2 separate regions of the Homo sapiens genome follow, and region 1 is linked to region 2. A link is a loop called in an ENCODE intact Hi-C map of the cell type or tissue named here. Cell type or tissue: CD14-positive monocyte. All regions are shown on one strand. Each heading gives the region's core, and the rest is flanking DNA. Links, peaks and the distances in the headings are about the cores only. Region 1 holds the start of RRP9 (ribosomal RNA processing 9, U3 small nucleolar RNA binding protein). Region 2 overlaps POC1A (POC1 centriolar protein A).

What was found. Hi-C counts contacts between places; a loop is a spot of excess contacts. Peaks named below come from ENCODE experiments on the same cell type or tissue, not always from the same donor. Only the 100,000 strongest peaks of a DNase experiment are listed, where the experiment ranks them.
Region 1: a loop joins it to region 2, with 4 times the contacts of the local background. A loop is called at or near these places in 20 of 110 quality-filtered maps.

Annotation. Positions count from the first base shown.
Region 1 is chr3:51,927,615-51,941,926 of GRCh38, forward strand. RRP9 (ribosomal RNA processing 9, U3 small nucleolar RNA binding protein) reads right to left here and starts at 14,290. Exons shown (of 15, transcript NM_004704.5): 1 at 14,167-14,290; 2 at 13,795-13,877; 3 at 10,481-10,590; 4 at 10,055-10,122; 5 at 9,931-9,972; 6 at 9,578-9,704; 7 at 8,817-8,941; 8 at 8,643-8,735; 9 at 7,978-8,078; 10 at 7,728-7,862; 11 at 7,583-7,645; 12 at 7,017-7,162; 13 at 6,858-6,937; 14 at 6,094-6,167; 1 more. The coding sequence starts at 14,253. The coding sequence ends at 5,892. RefSeq lists an enhancer at 13,652-14,300. In CD14-positive monocyte, for the core only: no CTCF peak of the experiment used is centred there; no DNase peak of the experiment used is centred there; H3K4me3 peaks cover 905 bases; H3K27ac peaks cover 524 bases.
Region 2 is chr3:52,115,365-52,130,989 of GRCh38, forward strand. POC1A (POC1 centriolar protein A) reads right to left here. Exons shown (of 11, transcript NM_015426.5): 8 at 9,749-9,817; 9 at 7,015-7,113. Among named protein-coding and RNA genes, the nearest start is that of POC1A, 31 kb to the right of the region's middle. RefSeq lists an enhancer at 6,089-6,383. In CD14-positive monocyte, for the core only: CTCF peaks have their summits at 7,944 (motif pointing left) and 8,143; DNase peaks (open chromatin) are centred at 4,637, 6,287, 6,617, 7,947 and 1 weaker place; H3K4me3 peaks cover 3,691 bases; H3K27ac peaks cover 5,234 bases.

The DNA.
Region 1 (14,312 bases), core at 6,313-14,312, 180 kb before region 2:
TCATAGTACCAAAAATTTGAAACAACCCAAATTTCCATCACAAAATGAATGGATAAACAAACTGGAATCCATTCATACAATAGAATACCACTCAGTTGGAAAAAGGATGTGAAAATGTGAATGAATTTCAAAGACACTATGCTGAGTTGAAAAAGACAGTCTCAAAATGTTACATACTATATGATTTCATTCATGTGACATTCTCAAAAAGACAGCTCAGTGGCTGCCAGGGGTTAGGGATCGGGGAGGTCTGACCACAAAGGGGTACCAAGGGGATTGTTTTAGGGTAACAGACTATTCAGTATCTTGGTTGTGATGGTGGTTACATGAATCTATACATGTGTTATAATGTATAATTCAGAGAACTGTACATTCCCTAAAAAAGTCAATTTCACTGCACAGTAATTTTTAAAAATTTAGAACCCCATATGTCGCACCAAACAAGTTTATTGTGTGTAAATTTTAAAAACAACTCAAAACAATCATGATTTTTTTTTTTTTTTTTTTTTTGAGACAGAGTTTTGCTCTTGTTGCCCAGGCTGGAGTACAATGGCACAATCTCAGCCCACCGCAACCTCCCCCTCCCAGGTTCAAGAGATTCTCTTGCCTCAGCCTCCCAAGTAGCTGGAATTATAGGCATGCGCCACCATGCCCAGCTAATTTTGTATTTTTAGTAGAGACAGGGTTTCTCCATGTTGGTCAGGCAGGTCTCAAACTCCCAACCTCAGGTGATCTGCCCACCTCAGCCTCCCAAAGTGCTGGGATTAAAGGCATGAGCCACCCCACCCAGCATGATCCTCTTATTTGGGTCTATATGAGAAGCAAAGAGATGAAGGTCCTTGCACTCCAAGGGCACAGAAAAGATCCCACATTTGGAGCCGAGGGTGACTACAGAGCTGGAGCCCAGAATGGAGGGAGGCCCAGACAGGGGAGACCCAGGGGCTGCGGTGTTCGTGGATGAGGTGACTCTAGAGGCAGGGTGAGCGCTGGGGCCTTGAGTACCACCAAGACCAGCTCAGCCTCTAGCCAGTGGGCAGGGAGGAGGCACCCCAGGGGCTGAGGAGCAGAGGAAGATGCCATCCAATGGGAGGTTGGAGGGTGCGCTGGGTGAGGGGGCTGGGGCGAGCATGGTGGAGTGAACCTCCTGGAGCTGGGGTAAGGGATGCAGCACAGGGAGCAAGACACAGGCCCCTCAGGGCCACTGTGGGTGAGCGCTGAGCACAGAAGTACCAGCATCCTAGGGTACCATTCTTCCATCCCACCCCCACCAATTCTCCACCTCCTCTACCAGAGTTTCCTCCAGAGGTTCTCAGTAGGCCCCTTGAAGGAGGGCTGGAAAAAGGAGAAGAAAGCAGGACTCAGTGAGGGTTCCAGTGGGACCAGCCCTCTGCATGTGCTCCCAGCCCCAGGGCCTGCAGAGGAGGAAACGCAGGTCTCCTGGGAATGGGCTGTTCTAAGGCAACCCTCAGCCCCTGCCTCAGGCATTTCTTCTGCAGCAGCCCCAGCCCCATCCCGAGGTTAGTGACCCTCACATGCAGCCCCTGGCACAGCAGCCTCCCAGGAGGACCCAGGAGTTTACTTGGTGGATCCTGCACCTTGGGAAGCCCTGTGGCCCCCTTTAAAGATCTCCACCTGATCTATATCCACCTGTGGTCCTCACCTGATCTTATGCAGTCACCTTTGCTAGCCGGTCTCTTCCTTCTTCTGGCTCCTTGCTGGCAGAATCTGAGTATTTCCTCATTTGTGTCCCCAGATGCTAAAAAGTGCCAGCACAGAGCAAGTACTAAATAAATGCTCATTGAATGAATGAATATTATAAAGTAAAAGAGGACCAGATGCTTCTCTAAGGAGACCCAAGGCCCTAAAGTCCCGAGACCCTTTCTCCATGCCTAGGGAGAGGTCCTGTCACTGTGCTTCCCTGTACCCAGTGTCCCCAGAAAGAGGTGGGGGTGAGCAGGAAGTGACTGGGCTGGGAATGAGGAAGCTCCACATTGGGGAAGGTGGTGTTCAGCACTGGGAACTGGACAGCAACCAGAAGAGCCAGCACTGGAAAGGTAGGGGTGGGGAAGAGAAATGAGACAGAGACGTGGTAGAGTAAGAGGGGTTGAGAGAGGCAGGGCATTTAGCTGGCAGCCAACCCGTCCTGCACCAGCTACCCTTCTGTCTTACTCACCTCTGCCTGGGGTTTCTGTCCACACACTTCTCTAGTCAAGAGGCCCCGGAAAGTGGCTTCTTGAGGAAGATTCTCTTGTCTTAGGCCTTTGCACAGATGATTAAAGACTCGGGGTGCTCTTCCCCCAGGTCTTCCCATCATTCAGGTCTCACTGGATGTCACTTCTCCAGAGACCTTACCCAGTCTCTGTCCTCTCACTCTGCTTGACCTCCTCATTAACACTAATCATCTGGATTTGCATTGTGTCTGATTATTTACATGCTTTATACCTCCAGAGGGTAGACTTCTTGAATGCAGGAACTTTTTCTTGTTCGTTTCTGTATCCCCAGGAGCTGGGGCATCACTGGAACACAACCAAGTTTTGTTGGACGGACAGATGCATGGATGGATGGATGGATCAATGGATCAATGGATGGATGGATGGATATGCTACAAGGATGGATATGCTACAATGGATGGATGGATGGATATGCTACAAGGATGGATATGCTACAAGGGATAGTTTTCCAAGAGAAATTGGAGTTACACTTTCAGAAGGAAATGGGAATGAGTACCTGGCAGACCACACAACAGGTATCGAAGACATATTACTGTCACCATCTCCATAAAGTGGCCTCAATCCTTCCTGTTTGTGGAAAGAAGGTGAGTTGCCAGCCCTATTGCCTTCACCTCCCTGATTTCTAGTTTCCCTTTTGAAGTTAGGATTGATGGTAGATTCCCCCAGAATGGCAGTGATTTGGGTGGCTCAGAGGTTCAGACTGTACTCCTAGGCCCATTCTCAGGCAGGAGGGAAGAGTGGATATTGGCTGCTCATCTGTCATGCCAACCTCCTAATAGTGGCCAGGGGGCGGCCAGGTGCTGTGGCTCATGCCCATAATCCCAGAAATTTGGGAGGCCAAGGTGGGCAGATCACTGGAGGCCAGGAGTTTAAGACCAACCTGACCAACATAGTGAAACCTCTTCTCTACTAAAAATACAAAAATTAGCCAGGTGTACTGGCTCATGACTATAAACCCAACTACTTGGGTGGCTGAGGCATGAGACTCACTTGAACCAGGGAGGCAGAGGTTGCAGTGAGCTGAGATCGCACCACTGTACTCCAGCCTGGATGACAGAGCAAGACCCTGTCTCAAAAAAAAAAAAGGGGGGGCCAGTGAGCTAGGGTCTGGTCGTTCATCCTTGACTCTTACTGCACCATCAGAGTCTGAGGTTGCCCTCTAGCACATCCTCTGCCGACTCAGGAGTAAGAAGAGCGTAGCTCTGGCAGGAGAAAGGTGGAGTGATGTTCTGGACTGGACAGTAAACTATGTGGATTCCCTGCCCTTCACAACATGACATGGCAGTCAGTCCCATCAAGAGATGAAGTTTCCTTCCCATCAATCTAGGATGGCCTGCCATTCACTTTGGCCAACTGAATGCAATAGAAGTGCCAGATTCAAGCCCGGACCTCTAGATGACTTGCATGCTTCTCTCCTGGCGTGGGCTAGCCTGCTGGAGAATGAGAAACCACATATGGAAGTGCAGTTTTCCCAGTGTGTCCATTGCCAGCCAACCTCCAAACATAGATAAGTCAAGGTCAGCAGAGCTTCAAACACACAGCTGACTGCAAAATCATGAGTAAGCTCAGCTGGGACCAGAAGAAACCCCCAGTTGGGCTGGACGCGGTGGCTCACGCCTGTAATTCCAACACTTTGGGAGGCTGAGGCAGGCAGATCACCTGAGGTCGGGAGTTTGAGACCAGGCTGACCAACATGGAGAAACCCCGTCTCTGCTAAAAATACAAAATTAGCCAGGCATGGTGGCACATGCCTATAATCCCAGCTATTCCAGAGGCTGAGGCAGGAGAATCACTTGAACCTGGGAGGCGGAGGTTGCGGTGAGCTGAGATTGCGCCATTGCACTTCAGCCTGGGTAACACTGGGTAACAAGAGCGAGACTCTGTCTCAAAAAAAAAAAAAAGAAAAGAAACCCCCCGTTGGCCTGCAGACCCATGCACACTAGTGGTTCTAAGCCAGTTTTAGGATGGTTTGCACCCAGCAATAGCTAACAGATGCAGGAGCCAGGGAGAACACCTACTCAATCTCAGCCTGAAAGCTGGGTGGAATGCAACCTGCCTGGAACAGGCAGATTTTGGCCAAAGTGGAGGTGAGGAGAAGGGTCCTAGGAGAGGCTGAAGGCACCGGGTTTGCTGATAGCAGCCCCTGCTCAAGAATCCAAAAGCAAGGAAGCCCCGACGGAGCAAGGCTGAGAATAGAAACCATGGGAGAAGTTATCTTCACTTTGAATCCGGAGTCCTCGTTTTCATTTGATGAGAATGTACTTAGGAAAGGGTTCACTCCTTCAGGGGCTTCTCTGGGTTGTTTACAGTGTTTTTCAGGTGTGTTTATGACACTGCTGAGCTCAATTTGGGACGGGACACAGGAGTGAGTGAATTCTACCAACATCTTCTCATCTGCAATAGGATTTTTCAGGCTGGGCACAGTAGCTCACACCTATAATCCCAACACTTTGGGAGGCCGAGGTGGGTGGATCACCTGAGGTCAGGAGTTTGAGACCAGCCTGGCCAACATGGCAAAACCCCATCTCTACTAAAAATACAAAAATTAGCCAGGTGTGGTGGCACGCACCTGTAATCCCAGCTACTTGGGAGGCTGAGGCGGGAGAATTGCTTGAACCTGGGAGGCAGAGGTTGCAGTGAGCTGAGATCGCGCCACTGCACTCCGGCCTGGGCAATAAGACTGAAACTCCGTCTCAAAAAAAAATGATTTTTCAGAGGCTCAGCCTGAACCTGACCCCTCTGGTCCCAGATTAACCGCAGACACAGGTCAGTCTGAGGGGGAGGCCTCGTGAGCATGGGGTCAAGGGGAGCCCTGTGGCTTCGTCTCTCAGGGGACCACACCACTCCTTCACAGTTTCAGCTGTTGGGCCCCATGGGCACGGGGCTTTCCCTTAACACCCCTTCTCCTTTTTCCTGATAGGAGGGGACCTCACTGTGCCTCTACACCTCCAGTCCACCTCTACCTCCTCCTCGCTGGCTTCACCCCACAGCAGGAGGGAGCTATCCACTCTGTGAAATCAGAGAGAGTGAGCATTCCTTTGACTCACTTCCCTGGCAGGTAGGTCCTGGCAGGTAGGTCCTGGTTCTGACATTCAGACCAAAGACAGAGCTCTTCCCAACTTGGACCCCTGTCTCCAAACAGTAAGCCCACCAGTGCAGGGTCCCACTCCCACTCCTGACCCCCACACCTCACGGCAGTCTGTCCCCTCCAGCTTCCTGACCTGACCTGGGAGAGGAAGCGAAGCCAGTTTGATGTGCAGGTCCGCTGTCTACAGTCCAGTCCTGACCCCAGCACCAGCCCTTACAAGCCCTGGCTTCTGAGCTGAGGGGTGAGTAGCTTCTGACCCCGACCACCCAGAGCAGTGGCAGGCAGCTAGCCTGAGGAGGTCGTGCAGGACACGCAGGGACAGGAGCCAGGAGCCAGTTGAGGTCTCCATCCCAAGTTCTTTGGAAAAGGATAACAGCCCTCAGGCTAGCAGAGGGGCAGAGCTAGGAGACTGCTGGAGTCCTGTCCCTCCCCAGGCCGCCTCCCACCCAGTCCCTCATGCACCCCCACCCCCACCAAGAAGCTACAAGAAACAAGGCCCAAAAGAGGAGGCTTTTAATACAAAGAGGGTGGGGCATAGCCTGGGAAGGACTTAAATAAGGAGGATAAGAGTGTCAGGAACCAGCAGCTGGGGGTACAGGGACCCTGCGGAGTGGGATGATGCAGACAGAATTCCGAGCCTCTTTGATTCTCCACCATCGGCCAAGCCTGCAGGGAGTGCAAGACGCAGCTGAGACTCGGCCCAGTCTCCACCCCATTTCCACCGAGCTGTCCAGCCTGCACCACCTTACCTGAACCCTCGAGGGCCACACATACCTGTGCTCCTGCCCTACCCCAGCCACCAGGAAGTCCCCAGAGCTGGAGAACTTGAGGCTGTTGATAAAACCCACCTGAGCAGAAAGACAACACGGAAAGACATTAGAACGCCCCCCGCCACCACCGTCCTCAGCATCACAGTCAAGGGCTGGGCCTTATCAGGCCTGGGTTAAATCCCTGCTCTGCCTCCTGCCACCTGGTGACACAGGCCAGCCCTTCACTTGTCAGGGCCTCAGCCTCCACATCTGCGAGATGGGGGTAAGCAGAGCACGGGGCTAGCAGTGAGTTTGTGAGGATGAAGGAGGCAGTGTACACCCAGTATGGCCTGAGGCTGGCTCCTGGTGGTGGGGCCCTGGAGACCCCATGACTGTCCCCACTGACCTAGACCCTGCATTCTCAGCACACATCACTGACAGATCCTGCCACCCTCCCCCAGGTCACCCTAGTGTGGACAGTGAGGTCCACACCCTCTAGCCTGGCACCCAATCTGGCACCAGCAGTACAGAATTCATCACAGGGCCAGGCCTCCATGCCTCTCCCCATGCTGCTCCCTGACTTGTACCCCAGCACCCTGGACAGGGCCTAGGATAGGAAGGGGAGCAGAGGAGGGAAAGTGGGGAGGGTTCCTGCCAGGCCCTGTGCTAGGAGCTGGCCCTGCCCTGAGAAGGTTCCCTTCTGGCAGGAAGAAAGACCTTAAAGAGCTAACTCCAGGGGCCTAGGCAGTGTGGCAGAGACAGGCTGAGCATTCAAGCACACTCACTCACCAGGGGGATGTCACAGAGAAGGTCAAGCTGCCGGAAGCCTTCCCCACACTGCCAAAGCCGCACACAGGAGCTGTGGGAGCCTGGGGAGACTGGAACAGTGAGCAACCCCTGCACCGGCCCACCCGGCGACCCCTCCTCCCTGCCTCTCAGGGCACCCACCTGTGGCCACAAGGTCTGTGTTGAGGAGGGCTGCCACCGACGATATCCAGAAGGGCTGCTCCAGGCCTGGCTCTCCCCGCAGCCCGTGAGCTTCACGCTGCAGGGCAAGTGGTCGCTTCTTGGAGAGACCCCACAAGGCCACAGAGCTATAAACAGGGAGGGAATACAGCAGTGAGGGGGCCAGAGGCAGAAAAGGCCCCCTGTGTAACACAAAGGATTAATGCTTGAGGGGATGGATACCCCATTTCCCATGATGTGATTATTACATATTGCATGCCTGTATCAAAACATCTCAAGTACCCCACAAATACGTACACCTACTAAGCACCCACAACAAATTTTTTTTAATTCTAAAAAAAAAGAAAAAAGGCCACATGACAGGAAGGGATCAAGGGCACACAGCCCGGACAAGGCCATCTGAGCTCTCTGCCTCATCATCCTCATCCATGAAAAGAGGTTACAACAGCTCCCCCACTGGGGGTGCCCTGAGGCAAGCTCAGGGCCCCGTGGACAGCCAGCACTCAGGAGCAGAAGCCGTGGCCAGAGACATCCAAAGGACCTCTTACCCATCGTCCGCGCCGGACACCATGTGCTCCTCATTGATTAGGTGGATGCAGTCGATGGAGCCCCTGGAGAAAGGGGCTGTGAGGAGCGTGGCCCAAGCCCACCCCCAGCCCATGTAGCCCCCACTGGCATGGCAGGCCACCTTACTGGTGGCCATAGAAGACAAGCTGGGACTCCTCGGGGATCTTCCACACACGTACAGTCCCATCCCGGCCCCCAGCCGTCACACAGCACTCCCGGCTCAAGGCATCCAGTGCAGCCACAGCGTCCTGGTGTCCGAAGCTAGAGGGCCGGGCAGAGCAGGATAGTGGGGATAGGGGTACTGCATGAACTCACGGGCACACACTCCCACACCCTCTCTCACACCATCCACACACCCTCTCCCATCCACACTCACAGCGTCTCCACGTAGGAGTTCTCTGCCACATTCCACACCTTCACGGAGCGATCGTGGGATGTGCTGTAGAGCTGGTGGGTGCCTCTGCGGAATGCCAGACCCTAAGGGTGCATGGGGAGAGGGCAAAGGGGACCTGGACTACAGCAGGCGAGAGACAGGTCAGGCCCAGGGAGGACTTCCCAAAAAGCAAGCCATGTGGCACGTGCTGTGAGGCAATTTTGTACTGCCCACATGCCCATCTGCCCCTGAGCAGATGCAGACGTCTTTTTTATTTATTTATTTTTTTTAGCGACAGGGTCTCATTCTGTTGCTCAGGCTGGAGTGCAGTGGTGCGATCATAGCTCACTGCAGCCTCCATCTCCTGGGCTCAGATGATCCTCCATCTCGGCCTCCCAAAGTGCTAGGATTATAGGCAAGAGCCGCTACATCCCGCCCAGAGGCGGCTTCTCAAGGCCCTCGTTGATTCCTGAGCAAGCTCGGCCCGGTCTCCCCCAGCTCCTCCCCATCCCTTTAGCCCATTTATGTATTTTACAGCACCACTCGCTACCCACTCGCTACCCCAGGATGCAGGTTCCCTGAGGACAGAGACTCCAGAGGCCAGCACTGAGCCTAGAACACTAGCATGTGCCCACTAAAGATCCACTGACATAGACCCAGCTCCTCACCGACACTGCATCCCGGTGTCCTGTGAAGGTGTACAAGTGCTGGCAGCTCTGGGCCTCCCAAATGAGAATGAGCTTGCTGCGGTCACCAGAGGCCTGCAGGGATGAAGACAATGATCACAGGCACCCACCATGCACCAGACCTCCCGCCTGCCCCCAGGGCCAACCTGGCCTTACAAGGTACTTGCCGTCGGAGGAGATGGCCATGCAGAGGACGTGGCTGCTGTGGCCAGGGGGCTTTCCCTCGGCACCCTTCTTGGCTCGAGGAATCACATGCAGCTTCCGTCCACTCTCCACGCTCCCTGCAGTTGGGGGTGGGGGAGAAGCTACTGGGATGGGGGGATAGGGCTGGCTGGCAACCCCCCTCAAGGGGCAGCATGGAAAAAAGAGCCATGGCAAATGTCCCGGACTCGGCCAGAAGACCTGGCTCAGCCACCGTGAGCCTCCGGACAAGCTGCCTCAGTTTCCTCATCTATGAAGAGGGACATTAGTGCCAAACAGCAGCCACAAAGCCCAAAAAAGAGAAGGGATGTAAAAGGGCTTTGGGATTGATGGTGTGAGTTCTTCTGTTACTACAGCGGGTGTAGAAGGAACCGCTGGTCAGCCAGCAACGGATGGGAACCCAGGAGGACCGGGCACTCAATCCCAGGACTGCACAGCCTCAAATGTCTTCTAGTCCAACCACCTACCTGCAGCATTAATTCCCATTAAATCATCATCCTGACTTTGCCCAAAGGTCTCTAGGGACAGGGAGCTCATAAGCCCCACTGCCGGGCAGCAGCTTTCACTGTCACCCAGAGAGCACTCCTAGGGCAGCAAACCTGCCTCCAGAGACTTCCCCACTTCAGGGCTCAGCCTGCCATGACCACTCCCACTCCCCTGACCAGCCCTCCCGGATCCGCCATGGGGGCTCCAGCCCCACCCAGGCACTCACTCACACTTAATGATGCTGCAGTCTTTGGCAGCAGAGAAGATGGCTGAGTCATCGGGGGTGACGACCAAACATGTGATAGAGAGCTGGTGCCCCCGTAAAACGCGAATGTCAGCTGAGGCTGGGGCCTGGATCTGGGCAGACAGGGGCCAGGTCACTGTGGCTAGTGGCATAAAGGCACTACCTTCACCAACCCCACTGCGTAGTGTTGGCCTTTCCCACCCAGGCCAGAAGGAAAACAAGACCCAAGGCTACAACAACCAGATCCTTACCTGACCAGATAGGCCCAAGTGTCCACCATGTTCCAAGTGGGGCCCCCAATTCCCTCCAACCTTATACCAAAATACCATGCCCACTCACCTCTTTTGCCACCAACTTCTGCAGCCTGCCCCTCTGCTCAAGCTGCATGGAGAAGAGATGGATGAGACCCTGGGAGCAGATCAGCTCCACCCCCGTCCTCCCCCAACTCTCCCTCCACACTTACCACATCCTCCTTCAGGCGCCCCGCCACCTGGTCCTCCTCAAATGCACGGGCCTCAGCCTTCTCCTCCTCTGTGCAGGACAGACCAGACCAAGTAAACTGAGGCTGAGACCCCTCTTTCCCTTCCATCCTGTCCCCATCCCACTGCCCCAGGGCTGGATAATGCAGGAAGCTCCAGCTGCCTCAGCAGAGGGGAGGGCAAGCTGGAGGGTTTCCTCCTGCCTTTACTTATCAGATCAGCCCCCTGCGGGCTCCCCAGGAGGCCCATGAGAGCTTCTGGCCACCCCCACAGGGCAGCCAGCACTGACAGCCTGGGCACCCACTGGGAATCCATGTCAGTCACCCATCAAGTGGCTGGGGCTGCAGCGGCGGGCAGCAGACCAGCACAGGCAGAAGCCCTGCCCATGGCTGGCCTGCCCACTGGCTCACCTTGCTGACGGAGCTGCTCTAGGTAGAGCTTGGCCAAGCGCAGCTTCTTTTCCTGTGCAGTTTCCTCCAGCTCCTCCTCCTCCTCCTCCTCAGGCTTCCTTGGAGCTAGGCTGTGGGCAGGAAGGGGCTGGGTCTGAGGGGCTCACCTTGTTCCTCTGACCGCTAGGATCGTGCCTTCTGGATGCTCACCTTGCCATCCAACCTCCCCTATTCCCTGCTAGCCCACATGGTCGGTGACTACACTGCAGAAAACTGAAGGATGTGACTCCCCAAACTAAAAGGCCCCACTCAGTGCCCCACGTAGGGGTGGAAACAGACCCAAATCCCAAAGAGATCACTAAAGCCTCTCAACTCTGGGGGAAAGAGGAGGCTTCCAAGAGAAACCAGGCTTCCAAAAGAAATCAGGTCACATACAAAGAGTCAGGAATCAAAATGTGCAGGCATCTCAACAGCAATACTGAGAACAAGAAGACAAAGAAGCCTCACACACAAAGCTCTGGAGGAATACACTGACCCCTAAAATGCCATGCCCAGTCAAACAATCAACGACGACACTGCCAGGTGTGCAAGGTGCCATGGAATTTTCTCCCTCTTTTTCTTTAGGAAGGATAGAAGCTGTGCTCCCAAACAAGAGGGTAAACTGGGAAAGAGAAAGGCAAGGGATACCGGAAACCAGAGATGCGACACAAGAGAGCAGAAAGGGTGACACTATCCCCAGACATGACGGGGGCAGTCTGGATCAGATCCAAGGACCCACCAGGCAGACACACCAGGACTGTCATCACCACAGCACCATCCTTTACCCTGGGAACAAGGTTCCAAGCGAACCTTCACTGTTTGGGGATTGGCCTTTACTGGTGAAGTTACGGCTTTCCCCTCCATGCCCCAGCCCCCGGACCAGCTGAGAGTACTCACTTCACCCAAAGACAGGTGCTGCTTTGACCTGCTCCTGGGAGCTGGGGGTAGGTCATGGGCACTCAGACACAGAGAATCCAAGGCAGCCCACTCCCTCTGATCATGTGCCTGAAGACATCTAGTCTCTGTCCACTCCCCTAACCGTGTTTCCCAAGACTCACTCGTAAACCTGCCCCTGACTTCCCCAGAAGGGACCTTGAAAACTCTCAGGAAAGCCAAAGCTGGACCATGCCCCAGAAATAATTTAGTGCCCTGTGCCTGGCAAGCCTTCAGCCAACAGGGCTAGTGCTGCCCTTCCCTTACACAGCCAAGGGACCTGTGTTAACTTCGGACTTCTACTCAATTTAGCCAAACTAATTAATCTATTGTTGAAGGATTCATACGCATGAGACAGAACGCTAAAGAAATGCAAGGGAAGTACACACTATGATTCCATTTACAGGGCATGCTAGAAAATGCACAACTCTAGGGGCAGTGGTTAGCAGAGACTTGGGGGGAAGGAGAGGGGCTGACTACGAAGGAGCAGGAGGAGTTCTGGAGGGTGATGAAACTCTTTACCTTCAGGGTAGAGGTGGTCACACAACTGTGTGTGTTTGTCAAAACTCACTGAACTATAACTTTAAAAAGGGCATGTTACTATATGTAAATTATACCTAAATGGAAAATGTTAATTTTTTAAAAGAAGAACAAAGAAACCAAAGAAATGATTAACTCAAGTTAGGAATGACAGTTGCGGCTTCTAAGTTTCTGCAAATGTTCTAGTTCTTAACCTAAGTGGTAAGTAAGTGTACAGAGGTTTACCATTTTACCATTACTCTCTGTAGTGCAAATATATCTCATTCACTTTTCTGTATCTAACACACTTCACAACACAACATTCTAAAAATATTTAAAAGCACTTAGCCCACACTAGCCTGGCACACACTCACCCACAATAACCTTCGGATTAAGAAAAGTACATTAATGGCTGGGTGTGGTGGCTCACGCCTATAATCCCAGCACTCTGGGAGGCTAAGATGGGCGGATCACTTGAGGTCAGGAGTTCGAGACCAGCCTGGCCAACATGGTGAAACTCCATCTCTACTAAACATACATAATTAGCCAGGCATGGTGGTGCAGGCCTATAATCCCAGCTACTCAGGTGGCTGAGGCAGGAGAATCACTTGAACCTGGGAAGCAGAGGTTGCAGTGAGCCGAGATCGCACCACTGCACTCCAGCCTGGGCAACAGAGTGAGACTCTGTCTCAAAAACAAAAAAAAAAAGTACATTCTTTCCATGAGCAAATTAAGGCAACACATACTCAATTTTAGAAGCGAGTTCTAAAGTCAACTCATAGGGAAGGCACTAGGATTCTCTGGTCCAAGAGCCTCCAACCCACAGGGTCAGGCCTGACACCATGCCTGACCCTTTGAAAACCTGCAAGCAACCACACCCATCACCTGCAGAAATGAGGGAGGCATCCAAAGCCCTCTACAATCTACATGCACTTATGACCAGTCCTCCTGTTTTTGTGTGTGGTTTTTTTTTAGAGACAGGATCTTGCTGTCACCCAGACTGGAGAGCAGTGCATGATCATAGTTCACTGCAGCTTCAACTCCCTGGGAAGGGATCCCCAAACCTTAGCCTCCTGAGTAGTTGGGACTACAGGTGCACACCACCATACCCAGCTAACTTTTTTTTTTTGTACAGACAAGATCTCGCTATGTTGCCCAGGCTGGTCTCAAACTCCTGACATCAAGCAATCCTCCCGCCTTGGCCTCCCAAAGTGCTGGGATTAGAGGCATGAGTTACCAGGCCCAGCCCCCTTTCATCTTTTCTACTGCCCATTCTGGCACACTTACACCTCAGACTTTCCTCTGATCACTGAATGCCTTCCCTACCTCTCCGTGAGAGACTCCTCTTCATCTCTCAAGACCCTATTTAAATGTCCCTCCTCTGTTCCCAGAACACACAACTATAAAATACACACCTCACTACAACACACTCTCTTCACCCGCCTGCCTATCTCTGCACTTCCAACAGCAAAGGCAGTGCCTGGCATGTTAAGAGACGGGGAGCCCAGTAATTGTGAAATTGCAGGAAAACTGGCAAGGGAAGAAGGATGCAAGAAATACTTGACAGCTTTGTTCTGTTTTCCTGCAATTTCTCAATCAGTCCAGTCCCTGCCAAAACCTAAGGAGGTCTCAATGGCCTCGGATTGGGGCCCAGGGTCCTTCCCACCCAGAGACCTCGCAGAAACAAGACTTTGCAGGACCAGAAACTAAAGGAAACAGCCACGATCTCAGAGCCAAGGGACAGAGTCTTGGATTCTAGGCTCAGTTCTGTTCGGACTCACTCAGTCTTCCGTGCACCATGGGACTCAGTTTTCCCTCCCACTATGTGGAAAAGAATAGCTCACCTCTCGCTCTCAGAGTCGCTGGAGATCTCCTCATTCATCTTGCCGCCACCCTTGGATTTGCCCCTGTCCCCCGCAGAGTCGGCCTGGGAATTATACGGTCTTTTCTTTGGTCAGGGGTCCAGACCACCCTGGCATTGACCAAGGGCCCCCCCCCCTCGGTTCCCTCAGAACCCCAGGAATGGGGAAGGCGGTGGTTCCCGGGTTAAGCGAACGGCTTTCTAGGATTTGGCCCGCGGAGAGAGGGACGAAGCTGACTCCAGCAGGGGTCCAGGGCGAAGGGCTGGGGAAGGGCCGGGACCCAGGTCCCCTGGATGGGATGACGGTTGTCCCAGTAGCAGGGCTGACCGCGGCCCTCAGAAGCGCCATGCTCACCTTTCGCCGCCGCTTGCCGGCCCCCGCGCCAGCCCCGGCCCCAGAGGCCGGCTTTCCCCGCTTACGAGCAGCCGCTGTTGCCGACATGCTGCCCACCAGGCGTGTAGCAGCGGCCGCAGAACTCACGTGGCAGCTGAACCCTCCCA
Region 2 (15,625 bases), core at 3,110-11,109:
TGGGGTTCACTCCTGCTCCAAACACCTACAACACCGCTCTTGCTAAGAATCCGTTGAACCCACACTTCTCCCCTCTACAGAAAGTGAATGCCAAACCATAAATCTGTGTTCTCATTAAGCGACCCAAGTCCTCCCAAATGAGAAGCAAATCTGCTGCAAGGTCTGAGGGCTAGTGTCCCCCAAAATTCCTGTGTTGAAATCCTAACCCCAAAGTAATAGTATTAGGAGGTGGGGCCTTTGGGAGGTGATTAGGTCATATGGGTGGAGCCATCAGGTTTGGATTAGTGCCCTTATGAAAGAGACCCCAGAGATCTAGCTAGCCCCTTCCACCACGCGAGGACACAGTGAGAAGGAGCCATCTATGAAGCAGAAAACAAACCCTCACCAGACACTAAACCCGTTGGTGCTTTGCTTGGACTTCCCAGCCTCCAGAACTGTGAGAAATAAAATTTCTATATTTATAATCTACCTAGTCTATGGTATTTTGTTATAGCATCCTGAGCAGACTAACACATAATCTATGAGGCAAGGGATGAGAAAATACTTAACCAGTATAATGTACATTATTTGGGTGATGATTACACTAAAAGCCCAGACTTCACCCCTACACAATATACCAGGTAACAAAACTGCACTTGTACTTCTGAAATGTATACAAATAATTTTAAAAAATCTATGAGGCAGATGAGGTGGAAATGGGTCTCCTCTCCCTGTTTCTCCAACTCTCTAATTCCTCAGGCAAGGCACCTGGAGTGAGAACCCAGATCTTAAAAATCCACAGGCACCCAGGACCCCCAGATCCAAAGCATAAGGGAAGATCTAGTGCCAAGAATCTCTGGGCCAGGAATCAGGGTCCCACAAATCCCTAAGTGAAGCCCACCCCTGTGGCAGTGCCCCAAAAATGGAAATGTGGGAGGTTAAGGACAAGCACAGGAGGTGGCTGGTGCTTTACTCTCAGTATCAGAGGAACTAGGAAGAAGAAATAGACCATCCTTCGGCACGGATGAGGCTCAGTTCAGATGTTCTCAACTGACCCAGCTCCCTCTTCCAGAGGACAGTTCAAGCACTGAGGCTCTGGGGATCCTGGGCATCTTGTCCTGAGGAATCCTGTGGCAGAAGGACAAGTCTGTTTCCACCCACTCACAGATCTGCTCTCTCATCTGGGAGCACAGGGGACTTGGGTCTGCCATCAGGAAACACAATTTTGATGCCTGCAAGGGTCTAGAAACCTCACTGGCCCTCACTACGATGACCTGCAGAGAGGGGTCAACGTGGAAAATTATAAGTGCTCCCATTATTGCCCACTGTCCCTCACCCCAGCAAGTTTTGAACACATAATCTCCTGGATTGGCTTTCAGTCAGGGAGGGGAAAAGAACCCTTTTTAAAGTAGCTAAAGCTTGGTGGGGCAGGCGTGGTAGTTCACACCTATAATCCCAATGCTTTGGGAGGCAGAGGCAGGAGAACTGCTTGAGCCCAGGAATTTGAGACCAGCCTAGACAAGACAGGGAGACCCTTTCTCTACAAAAAATTTAAAAAATTAGGCCAGGTGCGGTGGCTCACACCTGTAATCCTAGCCCTTTGGGAGGCCAACGCAGGTGGATCACCTGAGCTCTCGAGTTCGAGACCAGCCTGGCCAACATGGTGAAATCCCATCTCTACTAAAAATACAAAATTTAGCCAGGCGTGGAGGTGCACGCTTGTATTCCCAGCTACTCGGGAGGCTGAGGCACAAGAATCTCTTGAATCCAGGAGGCAGAGATTATAGTGAGCCAAGATTGTGCCACTGCACTCCAGCCTGGGTGACAGCACAAGACTCTGTCTCAAAAAAAAAAAAAAAATTAGCTGGGTGTGGGGGCACACGCCTATAGTCCCAGCTACTCAGGAGGCTGAGACAGGAGGATCGCTTCAGCCTGGGAGGTTGAAGCTGCAGTGAGCCACAATTGCGCCACTGTAGTTCAGCCTGGGTGACAGAGTGAGACCCTGACTCAAAAAAAATAGCTAAAGCTTGATGAGCACTTGTCATGTGCCAGGCAGATGCACCACGCATGAAATCCCACGAAGGAGGGCCCAGCCTCTCCCCAAACGACAGAAGAGAAAACCGTGCCTCACAGACGTCTGGCCACTTTCCTAGGACCACACCCCAGGCAGGGTAGAGAAAGGATTTAATCACAGGTTGGCTGGAAGCTAGAACCCAGGCTCTTAACCACAGATGAGCTTTCCTCCTTAAAATGAGATCTTGAGAGGTGAGTGGAGAAAAGCACTCAGCCCTAGAACTCAAGGTTAATGTGTGAACCGGACAGCAGCCAACCCTTAGAACTCAGAAAGTGGGTTTTTTTTTCCTCCCGTTTCACTGAATTACCTAGAACTCTGTGTTCTCCTCCCACCCCACCCAGCGCAACCTTTCTTCCCCATTGCATAATGGGCCCTCAGACATTTGGAAGGAGGGCAAAAATAAGTCAATCAAGCAAATGCATTTTTGCTATTTAAAAAGTGGTTAAAAAATGCTTCTGTGGTTGAGCAGAAGTCCGTCCTATAGTGGCAGGGGTTTGGGAGGTGTTAAATTCAAGATCAGCCAAGATACAGGGGTCTTTATGCCTCGGGGTCAGGCCCCAAAGAACAGACAGCAAGAGGGTGGACAAGAATAGAGGGGCCAGGGCTGTGGCAGGAACAGAGCTAAGCACTAGACCCTTGAAAACACGAGCACGGGCACCCAATGCAGACAATTCCCAGGGGCTCCCATCCCTTGCCCACCCTCAAGCCCCTCTGGGAGGTGCTCATTTGCCTGCAAGTGGCTCTTCCAACCTTCCCCCAGCCTTGTAGCATGTCACAAGGCTGAACATGGAGCTTCTGTCCACCCTCAGCCCAGAGCATGGCCTGGAATCCTTCATCTGCAACCTTCTAAGTAGAGAAGGTTCCCCAGCCACAAGCCCTGAAATCCCTCCTCATGCACAACTCAGCCAAGAATAGAGGGAAAATGGAACCCATTATTCTCATTCTGAATGGCTGGGAAATGGCTTTTGCTTTTCAACATGAAATGTGCCTAAAAATAAGCTGTGAATTTCAACCAGAGGTTGAAAATAGCTCTGCAGTGAACAGAGCTCTATTCAGAGTGGGCTCAAGGACAACCTTCATTCCAAGATCTGAGAGCTGAAGTACTGCAGTCAGAGAAAGGGTCATGGGCAGGGGGTTTTCCTGGGCAGAAGGACCATCATAGGCTCACAGGGCTGCCCTTGCCGTGGTCTGCTAGTGGGTAAGTAAAGTAAGGGGTCCATGCAGGGTCTGCCCCTCTGGCTTTCGACTGCTACGCTGGAATGGGGACATGGTGAGGAATTCAACACCTACACCTGCCCGATGGGCTTCCTAGATTCCCCAAATGCCCAGGAGTATTTCACAAGGCTTCAGGGCCTGAGGCCCAGGGTGCAGACAGAGCTGATGTAGGCAGAGGATCATTAGATTCATGAGTTCTTGGGGCATGGCTATGGTGCCCATGAGCTCTTTGAGAAGTCGAGCCACACTGGTCAGCCACCAAACCACTGACCAGATATTCTCCCAGAGCCAGGAAAACCTTTAGTCAGGAAAGGCAAAAACACTCTCCAATTTTTAAGTGAAGAAAACCAAGTAGTTGCTAAAGGCAAAAGGTTTTTTTTTTTTGGTTGTTTACCATCACCTCCAGAAGACTGCGACCAAATGAGATTCCTACAAAATGACTTCTGTTAGAAACCCAGGCTGAGACACCTGGGCCACTATTGCTGCTGCTGGTGGAAGCCCAAATCTGGCCCAGTTGAACAGAGTCCTCACACTCAAGGCTGCTGGAATAGTCCTCGTCCGCATGCCCAGGGCCTCTCCCACCTCATCCCCGTGCTCCTCCCACTGCTAAGACAGCCCCATCTCCAGACACATTCCCACACTCCTCCCACTGCTAGGTCAGCTTCTTTTCTGGGCTCCCCGCTGAGGCAAGACTTATTGCAGTGATTCTAAGCTGGGGACAATTCTGCCCACCAGAGGGACATTTGGCAGCATCAGAAGACTTTTTTTTTTTTTTTCCCAGAGACAGAGTCTCACTCTGTCATCCAAGCTGGAGTGCAGTGGTATGATCATAGTTCACGATAGCCTCCAACTCCTGGGCTCAAGTGATCTTTCCGCCTCAGCCTCCCAAGTGACTAGGACTACAGGGGAGTGCCACCATGCTCAACTAATTTTTAAATTTTTTTGTAGAGACGAGATCTTGCTGTGTTGACCAGGCTGGTCTTGAACTCCTAGGCACAAGCGATCCTCTAGTCTCAGCCTCTCAAAGTGCTGAGATTACAGGTGTGGGCCACCATGCCTGGCCTAGAAGACATTTTTGGTTGTCACAACTTGGGTTGGTGGGAGGGTGAAGATGCTACTGGCATCTAGTGAGTAAAGGCCAAGGATGCTGCTAAATATCCCACAATGCACAAAACAGCCCCCCACAGCAAAGAATGATCTGGCCCAAGATATCAATAGTGCTGAGGGTGAGAAACCCTGGGTTATTGGGAAGGCCAGTACATGGACAGTGCTGGAGGGACAGAGGCTCATCGGACTCACAAGCTCCTGAGACATGGCTGCAGTGCTCCTGGGCTCCCTATGGGGTTGAGTCACTCTGGCCAGCCATAGAACCAGTCCCCAGATACGGTCTCGGTGCCAGGGAAGCCCTTGGGCAAGAAGGGCGAGAGCACACTCATCAGCTTCCCTTCCTATCTCAGAAGAAAACCGAACTACTGAACAGTGTTATAAAAAGTAGCTCTCCTCAGTTTGGAAAGATGAAGATCTTCTGGAAATAGACGGTGATGGTTGCACAACACTGAGAATATATTTAATGCCACCAAATTGCACACTTAAAATGGTTAAAATGGTAAACTTTGTGTTATATATATATATGTATCACAATAAAACAAGGCAAAACAAACTAAAAACCTAGCTCTCCTCTTGGCCTGGGAGTCCTCAGATTAGAGAAGTCCTGAAGGTTGACACCACATGGCATGTGTGTGTCAGTGAAAGTGTGTCTGGAAGAGGACTTACATCCACTCAGGGTCTCAGAGGGGCTTATGACAAATAAGGAAAGAGGTCTGATCTGAACCAAGAATGATTTTAGGATTAACAAGTCACTTGGTGGGGGTCTCAAAGCTCTCATCAGAGCCTGCCTATGGGCGTATTCAGGTACTATGTGGAAATGTTGGTTTGGGAAGACCAGGTGTTTTGCCTGGGGCCACACATCCAGGGTTCAAACCCAGTTCTCTGACCCCAGGACCCACATCCTTTCCCCTATTTGAGGCCCACACAGTGAGGGCCAGTGGGCAGAGCTGTGACTACAACTCCAACGTGAGTCTGTAGATAGTATGGGAACAAGTGGTTGCTCTAAGCACTGCTGAGCTGTTCACCCACTCATGCCCCATCCTGCCATGCTGGGATCCCCCACCCACAGCTCTGGGAAGCAAAGGTGCTCCATACTCCATTGCTGAGCCAGGACCAAAGGAACAAGAAGCAATTCATCCAAGTTATTTTCCTAATAGCTACAAGAACATGGGATTCTCCCCCAGCTGGTAGATATTAACCACTCCCAAGCGGCAGATGTCAGGGCCCTCCCTTGAAATGGGGAAAAGCAGCCAGCAGTCCTCTGCCACCTGTAGTTTCTAGCTTTGCTCAGAGGCATCAGCCTGGTGGGCCCCCAGGTCCAGGCATCTGGGGAAGGTGACTAAGCCCCAGGTGTCTCATCTGTGAATTGAGCAGTATATTTACCCACTCATTCTGATGAGATAAGGAATAAACAGGGTAGCGAGCATAAAAGGCCTTGGCTATGGCTCACCAGAAGTGCCTAATAGAGAGGGATTCACAGGAAAGAGGGCAGGGACCTAGAGGTCTGCTGAGTCCCAGGGGGCCTCAACCCTGCAGTGTGAAATGCCTTTCTGGGTGGAAGATGAACTGGCAGCAAGCAGTGCATCATGCAGCCCAGTCATCCCCCAACAAACCCAAAAGCTGAAAACTGGCCACAGATTAGCAAGTACAGAGGACAGCCAAGAGACCAGCCAGGACAGCAACCCTTGTAAGAAAAACCATAAATCCCAACTGGGCCAATGCCTAGAGGCAGACCAGGACACAAAACGGGGGCATGTGTGTGTGTTGGGGTGGGGAGATGGAGGGTCTATCTGCTGCAGCCACAGAAGCCCCAGGATAGACTCAGGAGGCTTCCTAGTTCTATTCTGGGCCCCAGCCTTGACTCGCTGGAGGCCTTGGGCGAGCCGCTTCCTGTTGTTTGGGCCAGTATCCGTGTGGGGGAGGCCACACTCTCTGTATGGTCCAACGGAGAGACATCTAAAAAGCCTGTGGCCATAGGAGCTTAAAACCCTCAAGGTTCCACAACCTCGGCTTTAACATTTATTTCAGCCCAAGCTGAATATGACCTTATTTAATGAGACTGTATCAGTTATCAATTTTTTTCCCCAAATATTTATCAAAAATATTAACTATTTAAATTCAGGAACACTGAATATTCTTTTACGAACAGAGGTACTAAAAATGGTTTGTGGCTGAGGAACTTCCTCTCCATGGTTAGAAAAAAAAAGGGAGGGAAGTGAAAGCAACAGGGCTGGGCCTTTCCCACTTGTCCCAGCTGTGGCTTCAGGCCCTGAACCCTCTAGGAGCCCCACGTTTGGGTCCTGTGACCCAGGGTTCAGTATGGGACGGGTCCCTTGTCTCCTAAGGCCTCAATCAAACAGCACCATATGCCATGGCAACACGCTCCCACCAAATGGCACAGGCCTGGGGCACCCGGCAGCTTGCTGTAACAGCCTCTTTGTGTCTTATTCGTTCACTCTAGATGGAAAACAAAGCACCACAACTTCCAAAGTATTTGGTAAATGAGAAGATCTTGCTAGGGTCCCTTTCCCGAGACAGGCCTAAACCTCCTCCCTCACCGTCTCCAAGCCCAGAGCTGTTCACCATGACCTAGCCCACCAGAGTCACAGAGCTCAGGACATGCCTGCCAAGCCACTTACCAGATTCCCCATGGAGCTGGCCAGTGTGGCTGGGGGCCTCGGCACTTTCGTGACTTCTCCATGATCAACAATATCAAAGTTACTCTTCCAAACCATCACCTGCCAAAACCAACAGGCACACCAAGTCAGGAGAAGAAAATCCCCTTGCCAGTCCTTCACTGAGGAAATGGGCTCAGAGGCCATGCCCAAAGTTCTGAGCCATGGTGGGATAGTGGTCCCCACCTGACACCCCAACTCAATTCCGGGACCTACCCCACCTCCCTGGGGAGCAGGCTTTGTGGACAGGCCTCAAGAGGACCTGGATGTGACCAGGATGGACTACCACGGCGTGGCACCGCCAGGCCTTCGCACTTGCTGGTTCACCTCCCTAGGGTGTCACAGGCCCGAGCTTCATGGGGTTGGCTGCTTCGCAGGCTGAAGTGTCTGCTTCAACAGCACCACCTTCTCAGAGAGGCCTTCTGTGAATGTTTATCATAGCCCTCTATTTATTTCCTTCATAGCATCAGAGTAGGGAGTTATTTAATCCCCTTTTCATTGTTTATCATCTGCCTCTGAACTAAAATAGAAGTTCCTGCGGGCGGTGGCCTGGCCTGTTACACTGTGAGAAGTGGTTAACACATGGCCTCCAGGCCAGAACACTCCTTACTGAATGGCCTAAGGCAAGGGACTCAACCTTGTGCCTCAGTTCCTGCATCTGCGAGACTGGGATAAGCCTAGTTCCCATCTCATGGGGCTGCTGTGAGGCTCACAGGAGACAGCCTGGTGGACACGGGCACACAGGAAGTACTCAGCAACACACTCGTCATCCCAAGGCTAACTCAGCCATGAAAAACACATCCTATTCCAGGTGTCCTCCTATCAGCAGGACCATGTCCCTCGGTTCCTTGAACACAGCTGAGGGAGGCACCTGGCTGGGGAGCAAGAGCGCTCCCTGCTGGAGGCTGCTGGCCATGCATGACGGTGTGCTTCCAGGGCCACTTCCAGGATGGCTGGCTTGGGTGTCACAAGAGAACTGGGGAGTGTGTGGCCAGTGGTCACCTGAGGCCACAGAAAAACCACCGTATCCACACAAGATGAACACTCCATATGCCCTGGACACCATCCCTGTCTGTCAGGACGCAGCTGTGAGCCTCGTTCTTCAGGAGGCTCCTCACCACTGTCTGAGCAGCTCCACTGTTTCCTCTCCCAGATGGATGGCGTCTAGGGTCGTGCACATATCACCTTAGAAACAGAATGTTAGCACACACACACCCTTGTTTACAGGGTCTTCATGTCACTGCAAATCTAACTGCTGAATAAATTCCTAACAGTAGAGTGGCTATCATGAATGCAAATAGACAATGCCAATGTCACTCTGAAAAAGCTCAGAGTAGATATTAAACAGGAAGCCTGGGAGCTGATGGCAGCGCTGCTGGACCTACTTTCCACCAGGCTGCCTCTCCTACTATGTCATTTGATTCTACCATGACTCTATTTACTGTGTGAAGTTACCAGTTTCCCTGTCTTCTAAGCAATAAGCCAGGCTTCACGCTCAGGGAAGGCTCAGGAGTCACTTTTGCCTTCCTCCTCCCTCGTCTGCTAGAGCAGGACTGGTGCTGGTGTGGGAAGATGCCTGCTGTCTCTAACCCAGGCTGTGGTCAAAGAGCCTCCAACTACCCTCTGCCTTACTGGAAGAGACTCAACCAAAATTGGTAGATTTGGCTGAGACCAGGACTCGTATAGGCCAATAGGACTTTTCTAGGCTGAGCAGCCAGAACTAAGAGACTGGGCAGTAGTGGAATAAACATTCTCGGCCATCCATCAGGTCAACAGTGGCACAGAACAGCCACCCTTTCCTCCTTTCCTCATCAGGGGCTGTGGTTCTCTGGACAAGAGGACCATGCGGACACTGGAGAAAGACTGCTGATGGTTAGACTCTTCAGTGCTCCTGGCCTCCCCAGTGCCAGGGTCTGGACTAGGCCCCAGAAGCAGGGTGCCTGCCAGGAGACAGGTCATTGGTGGTTAGCAGTCAGGGCACAAGGCACCAGGGCTGACAGGCTGAAGCCTCAGAGCAGAGGGTGACAAGGTGGGATAGGACCTCTTCACAATGTCCTCTCTCTGCAGCCAAAAATACTGAAAATGCTGACCCCTCAAACAGTGTCCAAGGGGGCTGGGAGCAAAGAGCAGCAGATGACAGAGCAGAGGCTCCCAGGGCAGGAGAATGACTCTGAAGTGAGACAGGCCCCAGTACCTGCCCCAGCTCTAGCATCTGCTGGGACTTAGTTTCCTCATCTACCGCACGGGGAGATCAGAGGGCCTCATCTCCCACATGGAGATGTCACGAGAATTAAATGAGGTATGAAGCTCTTGTCACATTGGCCATATTCCCAGGCCTAAAGTAAGATCATATTAATAATAATCATTATCTATTTATTTGGAATCAGGAAAATAACTAAAAAACCAACTTTTCACGACAACCATAGCCCAGCCTCCTTCCACTAAGCGCTAGCCTGAGCAGTGAGGATTCTGAGATGCAGCCATGAGGTCGGCACCTGCAGGAGGCCCATTCTGGAGTGGCAAGGCCCCTGGATCTGGGCAACCCCACCCCAAGCGCCATCAGGGCCTTTTTAGTCGCTGAAAGCCACCAAGGAAGCTGGCGAAACCCAGCCCATCCCCCAAACACCCTGTTTGGTTCTGAGCAGAAATCAGCTCAGATTCCCTTCTTCACCATTCCATTCGACTACTCTTTACTTACTTGTTCATCAGAGCCTCCAGAAGCAAAATACTCCCCCGTTCTTGAAAAGGCAACAGTGGTGGCTGGTCCCTGGCAGAACAAACAAAAAATAACACACATCAAAGGTCATTCTCCATTCTAAATGCACAGGAAGAAAACGAGACGTTCTTGAATGAAAGCAGCAGCAGGATAAAGGACCGAGAGCCCACTCAGCCCACAGTCCTCCGTAACCTGTAGCCCAGGAGCCTGCCTGCAGCCAGGTGCAAGCACCACCGCTCAGGCTTCTGTTCCTGAGCACTACAACAGGGACAAGTCCAGGCTATGAGAATGTGGGTGACAGAGATGAGTGAATGGGACAGTCTGCACTGGCAGCCCTCCAGGGCTGGCCTCATTGTCCCCACTTTCCCAGTAAGAAACCACAGGTCAGAGAGATGCACTGAGTCACCCCAGCCACAGCACTGAGACCAGAACTTGGTCCCTTTGACCCAGACCAACCCTAACACCCAACATCTCCCCAACACTGCACAGTTGCTGACCAGAGAAATAGGGATCTCCAAGGAAGAGCCAATGGCTCAAGCAGACAGGGCATAGTTCAAGGCACAGGTGACAGGAAGGAGGTTTCCAAAGGTGCTTGGGCAGCAGAGCAATGTGACACGTCTCTCTAATGTGCATTCACTTTTCTTATGTTCAGGCCATGGGTAGTGATGTGCCCACTCTGGCTTCCCAGATGTTGAAGGTCTGCGTGACCATCTGAAGGGGAATGCCAGGCACACGCCAGGCCGCACTCCAAGGGCTGGAGAGCAGTCCAGGGCGGGGGAGATGGGGGATGCATGATCTCCTAGCAAAGGAGGGTTCTTCCCCACATACCTAAAATCCATCCCAGAAAGGTGCTCAGAGTAAGGATCTGTTTAGCTACGACACCATGACCACAGCCACCACCATCTCTTCCTCCCAGTCGAACTTTTACTGTGGCCAGTACCTGGTATTCCCAAGCAAAATCAGATAAAAGAGGTTCTCTCCTAGAAGACAGCACAGCCACTGTCACCAAGTCCACCTCAGTCCCCCCAGACCAGTGCAGGGAGCGGCAAGAGCCCCAACTGCCCATGAGATGGGCTCTGGCAGCACATCTACAGCTGACTCATCAATGAGAGGAACATTGGGAGGCGCCTTCCACTTAATGCCAGAAAAGACCAGCCAAGTTCTGGGAGGGAAAAGGGACCTCGAGGCCATGGAGGAAGGCAGCTTTTGTCTCCCAGAGAGACAGGCAGGTTGAGAGGTGCCATTCAGCCTCAGACACACTGGACAGCAGGGAGTATGCCCACCCATGCTTCCAGAGTCCACCTTCGGCTCTTCCTCTCAGAGGTGCTCATAACACCTCTGACGAAAAAAGCAAGTACAACACTGGTGAACACCGAGCACTCAGGCGCTCAGAGCACAGCACCTGCATTTACCCACTGAATCCTGAAAGGACAGTCTGTGCGGTGACCCTTTGCCTTAGTCCACTTCTGTTGCTATAATGGAATATCTGAGACTAAGTAATTCATAATGAGCAGAAATGTATTGGCTCACAGTTCCAGAGGCTGGGAAGTCCAAGATCGGGGGCCAGCATCTGGCAAGGGCCTTCTTGCTGAGTCATCCCACGGCAGAAGGGCAAAGAGAGGGTGACAAAGAAAAGCGGGCCAAAGTCATCCTTTTATAAGAAACCCACCCCATGGTAACAAACCCACTCCTGCAAGAATGGCATTAATTCATATATATGGGCATGGCCTCAGGACCCAAACATCTCCCATTATGCCCCACCTCCCAACAACCCACACTGGGGATCAAGTTTCTAATACATGAACTTTGGGGAACACATTCTAATCACACTACCCTTCCTAAGGGTGCCATGTCCAAGTGCAGGGAACAAAGCCTGAGAGGACACAAAGACAAAGCCTCTGGCCTACACTTGCCCTCCTGCCTTCTTCACACAGGTAGAGCTGCAAGGGCCCAGGAATGCCCCACTCCCAGCAGCCCTGGGAATCCTAAGCCACCATTAACCAGGATAATATAGATCCACTTTTACTAACAGAGAAACAATGCCCAATAACATCAGTGAGGGTGAAATCCCAAGTGTAAGACATCACGGGCTGTGTGGCCCCTGCTCATGCAGGGCCTGACTGCAGGATGAGGGCAGGGCATCCATCACTCAGATACCCTTTCAGGTGGACAGTCACCAAGGGGTTAACAGAGGGGTGTGAGGTAATTTCAGGTAACTTTTACTTGATTCTTAGAAATTTTTCATTTTTCCGTTACTTTGAACCTTTTTTTTTTTTTTGAGGCAGAGTCTCGCTCTGTTGCCCGGGCTGGAGTGCAGTGGTGCGATCTTGGCTCACAGCAAGCTCCGCCTCCTGGGTTCACGCCATTCTCCTGCCTCAGCCTCCCGAGTAGCTGGGATTACAGGTGCCCGCCACCACGCCCAGCTAAATTTTTTTTGTATTTTTAGTAGAGATGGGGTTTCACTGTGTTAGCCAGGATGGTCTCGATCTCCTGACCCCATGATCTGCCCGTCTCGGCCTCCCAAAGTGCTGGGATTATAGATGTGGGCCACTGCACCCAGTCACAAACCTTTTTTTTTTTTTTGAGACAAAGTCTGGCTCTATCGCCCAGGCTGGAGAGCAATGGTACAGTCTTGGCTCACTGCAACCTCTGCCTCCTGGGTTCAAGCGATTCCTGTGCCTCAGCCTCCCAAGTAGCTGAGGTTGCAGGCACCCTCCACCACACCCGGCTAATTTTTATATTTTTAGTAGAGACGGGGTTTCGCCATGTTGGCCAGGCTGGTCTTGAACTCCTGGCCTCAAGTGATCCACCCTCCTCAGCCTCCTAAAATGCTAAGATTACAGGCATGAGCCACCGCACCTGGCCTACTTTGAATTTTTTAATAATGAATATATGGCATTGCTACACTAATACGAACACCAAACAACAAAACTACTTTCATTGTGAGGAAAAACAAAGAGGAAACAGAGAAAAGAGAAGGAAACCAGTACATGGAATGTCAAAAAAGATGGGCCTTTTGCCTGCCCAGAGCTCACTGAGTGATGGCAGGTTTCCAAGAAGTCACAGCAACTAAGGGAAAAATACTTGCAGGTCACTCTCCTTTCATGTCATGACTCAACCACCAGAGGCCAAGTTGGGAAAAGGTGGTGGAGTCAGAGCAGCAGCAACAGCAGCAGAACCAACAAAACACTCAGCTCAGCAGGGGTCAGGACCAGAGCGCAGGCACTGGGAGCCCTGCAGATAAGAAGTGCTAGCGCTCCTTTACGAGACCAAACCCCAGGAAGTTCCAGGGATGAAGCGAGTGATAAGCTGTGTGGATCTGCAGTCCTCCCTAACAGTGCCTGTTTACCAAGAGGACCACGCAGCCCCTGCTCCAGGTACCTTCCACGAAGGCTCCTGTTCTTCTGCCTAGCAGCCCAGGGCACTCAGAGGACAGCACAGAGAACACCTGGGCTCTGCTGTGGGCCAAAGCCAACATGTACTGTAGAAGAGACTGTCCACTGCTGACATGCTTCAGGGCCTAGCCTTGGAGGCCCCAGATTACTTCGGCCCCTGCTAACTTTCCAGGCTCTCTCCTCCCTGCCCTAGTGCTCCTCAAACACCATGATCTAGACAGAAAAGGTCCTCTCTTTCTCTATATTCTTTCTGCTGTCACCTGCATTGAGTTCTTAATTCAGGTATTTTCAATTTTTTTGGTTTTATATAAATCAATTTAAGGCTACAAATTTGCCTCTGATGACACCTTCAATAGATCCTGGAAGTTTCCAGTATGCAACATTTTCAGTCATTCACTTCCAAATGTTTAGTTTCCACTGTGATTTCCCCTTCAGCCCATTGGTTGTTTGAGAGTGCATTCTAGAATTTCCAGGCTGGGCATGGTGGCTCACACCTGTAATCCCAGTACTTTGGAAGGCTGAGGCGGGAGGATCATTTGAGGTCAGGAGTTCGAGACCAATCTGGTCAACATGGCGAAACCCCATCTCTACTAAAACTACAAAATTAGCCAGGGGCGGTGGCACACACCTGTAATCCCAGCTACTCGAGAGGCTGAGGCAGGAGAATCGCTTAAACCCAGGAGGTGGAGGTTGCAGTGAGCCGAGATCATGTCATTGCACTCCACCCTGGGCGACAGAGCGAGACTCTGTCTCAAAAATAAATAAAATAAAATAAAGTTTCCAAACCATAGGTGCTTGAAGAGTCTCTTCTTACCATTGCCAGCAGCCAGATATGATACATGTTTTTGGAGACTGTTCTACCCTCATGATGGCTTATTCCTTTTATTTAATCAATCACTCTTCATGCATCAGGGTATCCACTTGGGGCAGGGATATTGCCAAGTCCATCCTCTCCAAAGGCAAGACCTGTCTCTGGGTGTCTCTGCACACCCCTGAGGATTCCTCTGAGCAGCGGCTCCTGGCTGGGCCTTCAGCAGTGTGGATGCCGGCCTGCCCCCAGCTACCAGAGGTACCCACCTGTGGGAAGCCCTGGTCTCCCTCTGACTCCAGGCCAGGTCCATTAGCAGGGATGCCTCACAGGCTCAATAAGGGCCTCCCTCCCTCCCTTGAAAGACCAGGCAGAATCTTCAGGGAGATGGTCCTGCTTAACCAGTCATGAACCCAGACACAGCCTGGCCTCCCTGCTACTCTACCTGCTAACCGGGCCATATCTGGCCCTGGAGCTTGGCTGGATCCACACCCAGTCATTTTACCACACATCATCTTCTGTTGCCAATTTCCAGACCTAAAAAGGACCCACATTGCCTGGTTTCTTCAAACAACAAAGTATCAACAGAGAAAGATTTTTTTTTAAGGCAAAACAAGGGAGCCCATGGTGATTAGATTTCACAGTCGTGCTGGCTCTCGCTCTGCTGCTCCGGCAGCTCACACTGACCTCGCTGCTCTCCTCATCCTCCTCACCTTCTCCCGCCTGACTCTCAGAGGCCCCTGTATGCCTGAACTCTGACTGCATGCCCACAACAGCTATGCTGGCAAACCCACCACCACCTCTCACGCGTTGCAAAATATTTTGTGTTGACTCTCATATGCACAGTCTTCCAGTGAACAAATAGGATTGTCACACCACATGCCCCTCAGTCAGAGGGAAAAGCAGAGTGGCCATCACACAGAGAATGGGACTGAGGAGGCCCAACAGGCCTCTGGGGTGAGTGCTGTGGTCTCCAGCCCCTGTGCTCAGACAGAGAGACAACAATCCAACCCACTGGGATGCTTCTTCCAGAGCCCCACCAGGAGGCTCCTGCACTCACTTACCAGGGTCTGCTGTGAACTGGGCTCTCATGGCTGAGTGGGGCCCATAGGAGGCCATCATAACTCCACAGACGGGGAGTGACCTCCTGACCCTGGCCGAAGACACCTGCTCCCAGCCCTCAACTCTGGGCTGCTGGCAGGGGACAGAGGGCCAGGCCAACTTCTTAGTTTCTTAGTGTGAAATAAATGAGCCGTTCTCTCTCTGCATGTCCTCTCACCTCTCACAGGAGGTGCCCGACCACCCAAGCCAGGTGTGACCCTCCTGAGCATCAAAACAGTCCTCCAAAATGCCTAGACAGGAGCTACAGAGCTCTCACAGAAACAAGGGAGGGGTGGCCCACTCCCAGAGCTGCCCTCCACCTGGGGTGGACAGAGGGATGGCCCACTGGCCCAGCCACTGTCACACAGTCGCCTCCCCTGCTTGAAGGTGCATCCCCTTTGCTGCTGCTATCCCAACCTCAACCTAGGGCCCAGCATGGCGCAAGCACCCCATAAGCATCAGTGGGTCTCCTACTCTGAGCCTGCAAGTTCCCACCAACTAAGTCTCAAAGCATAGCCCTGAGCACAGACAGCAGCGCCTGTGCAGGTCTGGGTC